2 separate regions of the Homo sapiens genome follow, and region 2 is linked to region 1. A link is a loop called in an ENCODE intact Hi-C map of the cell type or tissue named here. Cell type or tissue: CD4-positive, alpha-beta T cell. All regions are shown on one strand. Each heading gives the region's core, and the rest is flanking DNA. Links, peaks and the distances in the headings are about the cores only.

The links. A loop is a pair of places that touch in the nucleus more often than their neighbours do. Peaks named below come from ENCODE experiments on the same cell type or tissue, not always from the same donor. Only the 100,000 strongest peaks of a DNase experiment are listed, where the experiment ranks them.
Region 2: it touches region 1 in a loop (10-fold over the local background); 13 of 110 quality-filtered maps call a loop at or near these places.

The regions. Positions count from the first base shown.
Region 1 is chr2:157,301,535-157,304,445 of GRCh38, reverse strand. All of the region lies in intron 7 of GALNT5 (polypeptide N-acetylgalactosaminyltransferase 5), which reads right to left. Among named protein-coding and RNA genes, the nearest start is that of ERMN, 23 kb to the left of the region's middle. RefSeq lists a silencer at 1,757-1,836. In CD4-positive, alpha-beta T cell, for the core only: CTCF peaks have their summits at 1,563 and 1,771 (motif pointing left); a DNase peak (open chromatin) is centred at 1,745.
Region 2 is chr2:157,750,618-157,753,528 of GRCh38, reverse strand. All of the region lies in intron 9 of ACVR1 (activin A receptor type 1), which reads left to right. Among named protein-coding and RNA genes, the nearest start is that of ACVR1C, 120 kb to the right of the region's middle. RefSeq lists an enhancer at 1,469-1,968. In CD4-positive, alpha-beta T cell, for the core only: no CTCF peak of the experiment used is centred there; a DNase peak (open chromatin) is centred at 1,558.

The DNA.
Region 1 (2,911 bases), core at 412-2,911:
TAGGAACCATCACAGACTTTCAAGGCATAGAAACAAACATTAAAAATAGTACCAGGTTGTTAATTACTTCTGAGGTGCCTGGCACAGGCAGAAACAAAGCAACTATGGAAGGATGGAATCTCTATCAAAAATCCTCAGAGAAAGCTCTATTAGCAATTTAAAATGACAAATATGGGAGGAGACAGCTCACTGTTAGTAAATGTGGGCATCACAAGGCACAGAAGGATTCAATGCCCCCACAGTCCCACCCCTGAACTTCAGAGAGGAAGGTGAATAGAAAGACATGAAGGTAGAATAATCTCGGGGCTTAAAGGAAGGAAAGCATGCTGCAATTGCTCTCTGTACTGAAGCAGAGATAAATATTATGTAAGCTCCTGTATTTGTGGATCATGCAGAAATATTCTATCTTCAAACAAATTTGGAAAATTCTGGTTTCCACAGAGCCGAACAGGTGGTTCTACTCCAGAACTTCTCAAAATCTTCAGGGTGTTAATGTTCAGCTTGCTGTCAGAATGTTGTACAAATGTTTCTCAAATGTGCTTGACCATGGAACCCTGAGACAGCACAAGTAACATTGGTCAGGACAGTGTTTGGGAACCCCCTGTTTAACTATTTGTGTCTATTTTGTATAATCCTTCCAAGAACCGAAAAGCATTGGAAGGAAAGATAAAACTTTTCTGTCCCTTACATGTCCCTCCCTCATTTGACCTGAAGATTTTTTTTTCCTTTTTCTTAGAAATTACTGAGGAAACTATTTAATTGAGGTTTTTGCCATGGAAGGTACTTTTACACCAACCTAATACTTTTCTTCATATAGACATCATCTCTGAAGTGTTTTGGAATTGTTATTCTTCATTTCATTATTAGTTGTTTTCAGAATTTTCCTTTTTATTTAAAAATAATTGATCCATGTTTTTACTGTAAACCATTTTAATCTTTAAAAAAAATAGGCAGTGTATGAATTTTAAATTATCCATGTTGTATTATTTCATTTTCCAATTTAGGAAGTAGACATTCCGCACAATTTATGACAGAATTGTTAAACATTAGGCTATTTGCCAGCGGTTTAATCCAGTGTAAAAATACATTATTGGTGAGATTCTTTCATTAGCTTCAAATGTTGTCGTTTCAATAAGAAAATATTTCTTCTTATTACAAAAAACCAAAACTTTCACTGGATTTAAATTTCTGCTTGTGGAGGTTGAAAAAAGGGAAACGGAGCTATAGACTGTTTGCCAGCAGTTTAATCCAGTGAAAAATACATTATTGGTGAGATTATTAGCTTCAAATATTGTTGGTTCGATAAGAAAATGTTTGTTCTTATTACAAAACACAAAACTTTCACTGGATCTAAATTCCGTAGTGGAGGTTGAAAGAAGGGAAACGAAGCAAGTAACAAAAAGAAGTTGTGGAGTTTATTTTCTTGGAACTTTCCACGATTGTCTATCTAAAATAATGATCTACTTAATTTGTTGTAAATTACCTGGAGAAAGGTCCTAATTTTTTAAAAATGTTAATAACGCTCCCTGCTGGTTTGCTTCAGAAGGGAGCAAACTACATCTTCACTGAAATTTGTTTAAGGAAGACAACAAAGGAAAATAGAAGGAATTTGTTAAAATCACTTTTTAAAATACTTGGTGCATTTTGATATAGTATAGCGGAGGCATCAGCAGAAGGCTGTTTCATTAGGAGAGCTCTCCAGAAATTTCATAGGAACTCACTCAGGTTAGCGCAACAGCGGAGCCCAAAGGTAGTTTTCTAGTGCCCTCTGGTGGTTAAAGCTTATTATTACTCTGACTGAGATTCTGCGTTGCTGGAATGGGAAATATTAGAATAGTGGAAATTCCTTTCTTTTTTTTTTTTCTGCTCAGCGGTTGAAATTAAAAATTGTAAATTTATTTTACAGTTATATTTGACATGTTGTTATTTGAACAGTGTATATAAATCCAAAATGTCTGATAAGTTACCAGGTTGAGCCACTTAAAGTAGCTGCCATTCTATTTGGACCCATAAAAATGGCAATTTTATAATACAGTGCGTTATCTAAAAACAGGTCACATAAACTTATTTATCAGTTGAATTTTGTAAAAAACAGAACCATTTTTTTAAGACTAGTTTCTTGTCTTTCATAGCTTTCCTGGATTTCCCGAATACTTTCAAGGGGGAATATTATAGTAAGTTTTTGCTATCAGGAGATTTTCCAGACAGAAAGCATGGTATAATCCACTCTCAAGAAGAACTGAAAAAATTTGGCCTAAAAGGGCGGGATAACTAATGGTCACATTTTTAAAGAATTTCTTGGATGAAGAAAAAGGAAGCTGAAATAAAACAAAAACACTGGGGTTAGTTATAAGTCAAATTAAATTAGAAATAAAAGATTAGAAATAAGCATGACTGTCTAAGAACCCCAGCTGAAGGCTTGACTAATCATATCTAAACCCACGTGTCTTACCATCCTCTTCAAATGCAGCTTCACTCCTAGAAGGGGTTTGAAATGGCTTTTCCCCAGCTTCTCCTCTTTCTTGATGTTTTCTCAGCCTTGTACTCTGGCTACCTTATCTGGCTTAGCTTCTTCCCTTTGGATACCATCCTTCATGCCCTGGAATGTTATCTGCTATTCTCTGATATTTTCTGTTATTTTAAGTTCCTCTTTGAAATCTTTACAAACCCCAATTAAATCTTATCACCCCCTTGCTTAACTCTGCTCAATAACTTCCCACTGCTTTCAGAAGAAAGAAGGAAGCAAGGCAGGAAAGAAGGAAGGAAAGAAATAAAATCCTTACTTTGCTTACAAGGACCTGTGTGATCTGGCTCCTTCCTTCCTCTTCACCTTCATCTGGTGCCATTCTTCCCTCCTTCACACCCTGACAACATTCGTCTTCTTTCCAGTGCTTGGATGGAGAACACTCAC
Region 2 (2,911 bases), core at 167-2,666, 450 kb before region 1:
TGAGATGGATTCTCGCTCTGTCGCCCAGGCTGGAGTGCAGTGGTGCAATCTTTACTCACTGCAACCTCCACCTCCCAGATTCAAGCGATTCTCCTGCCTCAGCCTCCTGAGTAGCTGGGATTATAGGCACCCACCACCACACCCAGCTAATTTTTGTATTTTTAGGAGAAACAGGGTTTCACCATTTTGGCCAGGCTGGTCTCAAACTCCTGACCTTGTGATCTGCCCGCCTCGGCCTCCCAAAGTGTTGGGATTACAGGCGTGAACCACCACACCCGGCTGTCAAGGCCTTTTATCTTTATTTAGTGTTCCTCTTGTCTTTTTTAAATGATGTTGCTTTAAAGTTTGTTTTGTCTGATACAAGAATAGCTACCTCTGCTTGCTATTGGTGTCCATTTGCATGGAATATCTTTTCAACCCCATTTACCTTAAGTTTATTTGAGTCCTTATGTGTTAGGTGAGTCTCTTGAAGGCAGCAGATAGTTGCTTGGTGAATTCTTATCTATTTTGCAATTCTGTATCTTTTCAGTGGAGCATTTAGGCCATTTACATTCAAGGTTAGTATTGAGATATGAGATGCTATTCCTATTCATCATGCTATCTGTTGCCTGAATACCTTGGTTTTTTCAAAATGTATTTATGGTATTTTTTTGTTTTATAGGTCCTGTGAGATTCATGCTTTAAAGAGGTTCCGTTTTGATATGTTTCCAGGATTTGTTTCAAGATTTAGAGCTCCTTTTAGCAGTTCTTGTTAGTACTGGCTTGGTAGTGGCGAATTCTGTTAGCATTTGTTTATCTGAAAAAGACCGAATCTTTCCTTCATTTATCAATCTTCGTTTCAAGGGATACAAAATTCTTGGCTCATAATTGTTTTGTTTAAGGAGGCTGAAGATAGGGCCCCAATCCCTTCTAGCTTGTGGGGTCTCTGCTGAGAAATCTGCTGTTAATCTGATAGGTCTTGAATCATTTTTTGGATTTCCTTAATTTGGACTTCACCTTTCTCTGGTGCCTCCTTGATTAGCTTAATAAACGACCTTCTGAATTCTTTTTCTGGCAATTCAGGAATTTCTTCTTCTTGGTTTGGATCCAGTGCGGGTGAGCTAGTGTGATTTTTGGAGGTTGTTAAAGAACCTTGTTTTGTCATATTACTAGAATTGTTTTTCTGATTCCTTCTCATTTGGATAGGCTATGTCAGAGGGAAGGTCTGGGGCTCAAGGCTGCTGTTCAGATTCTTTTGTCCCACAGGGTGCTCTCTTTATGTAGTAGTACTCTTCCCCTTTTCCTAGGGATGTGGCTTTCTGAGAGCCAAACTGTAGTGATTATTATTTCTCTTCTGGATCTAGCCACCCACACAGGGCTACCAGTATCCAGGTGGTATTGGGGGGTGTCTGCACAGAGTCCTGTGATGTGAACTGTCTTCAGGTCTCTCAGCCATGGATACCGGCACCTGCTCTGGTGGATATGGCAGGGGAATGAAATGGACTCTGTGAGGGTCTTTAGTTGTAGTCGTTTGATGTGCTAGTTTTGTGCAGGTTGGCTTCCTGCCAGGAGGTGGCGCTTTCAAGAGAGCATTAGCTGTGGTAGTATAGGGGAGGATCAGGTGGTGGGCAGGGCCATAGAACTCCCAAGAGAATATGACCTTTATCTTCAGCTACCAGGATGAGTAGAGAAAGACCATCAGGTAGGGGCAGGGTTAGGCGTGACAGAGCTCAGACTCTCCTTGGGTGGGGCTTGCTGTGGCTGCTGTGGGGAATGGGGTTGTGGTTTCCATGTCAGTGGAGTTATGTTCCCAGCATTATGGCTGCCTCTGCTGTGTCATGCATGTTGTCAGGGAAGTAGGGGAAAGCCAGCAGTTATAGGCCTTACCCAGTTCCCACACAACCCAAAAGGCCTGTCTCACTCCCACTGTGCTCCCCACCCCCTCAACAGCACCAAGTTTGTTTCCAGGCAGTGGGCCAGCAGGGCTGAGAATTGCTCCAGGCTACCAGCTTCCCAGCTGAGAAAGCAAGCAGGGCTTGCACGCCTTCCCACCTGTCGAGTCTGGACACCGGATTCCTGCCCTCCCCTGAGTTCGGGCAAGGAAACTTTGCATTCGGTTAGAATTTTTACACAGTTCAGCTGGAGGTTTCCATCTCCCCGTGGTCTTTTCCCAGTTCCTCCGGCAGCCCTTCCCAAGGACCGCTGTAAGACAAGTCAGAAATGGCTTCCCCAGGGACCAAGAGAGCCCATAGGGCATTTCCTGCTGCTTCCTGTGCCCCTGTATTTCATTCAGCTCTCTAAATTGTCTCAGCTCCAGGTAAGGTCAAATCCTTCTTCCATAATCTGGACCTTCAGGTTCCCCAGTGAGGGTGTGTGTTTGGGGGTGGACAGTCAGTCCTCCTTTCCCACTTTCACAGTTTGGGCACTCAGAGTATTTGGACTGTCTCCCAGGTCCTGCAGGAGCAGTCCACTTCCTTCAAAGGGTCCGTTGATTCTTTCAGCTTTCCTGGTATATTCCTGGAGTAGTTATTGGAGCAAAGGTTTATGGTGCGAGTCTCCACACGTTGCTCTGTCCATCTAAGTGGGAGCTGCAATTTAGTCAGGCCTCCTATCTGCCATCTTTTCCCCAACCTCTGTTTGATTTTTTTTTTTAATGATACCCATTTCTTTAATTTGCCACAGATCGTGAATTGTTTTTCCAATTTATTTGTGTATTTTTAACTTGTGTTCTCTTATATCTCACTGAGCTTCTTTAATATTATTTTGAATTTGTTTTCGGGCATTTTACCTATTTTTTCTTCATTGGAATCTGTTGCTGGAGACTTATTGTGTTCCTTTACTGTGTCATGTTTCCTTGTTTTTTTCATGTTCTTTGTGTCTCTACGTTGATATCAGCACATCTGGTATAACCTTTGTTTCTCCCAATTTTATG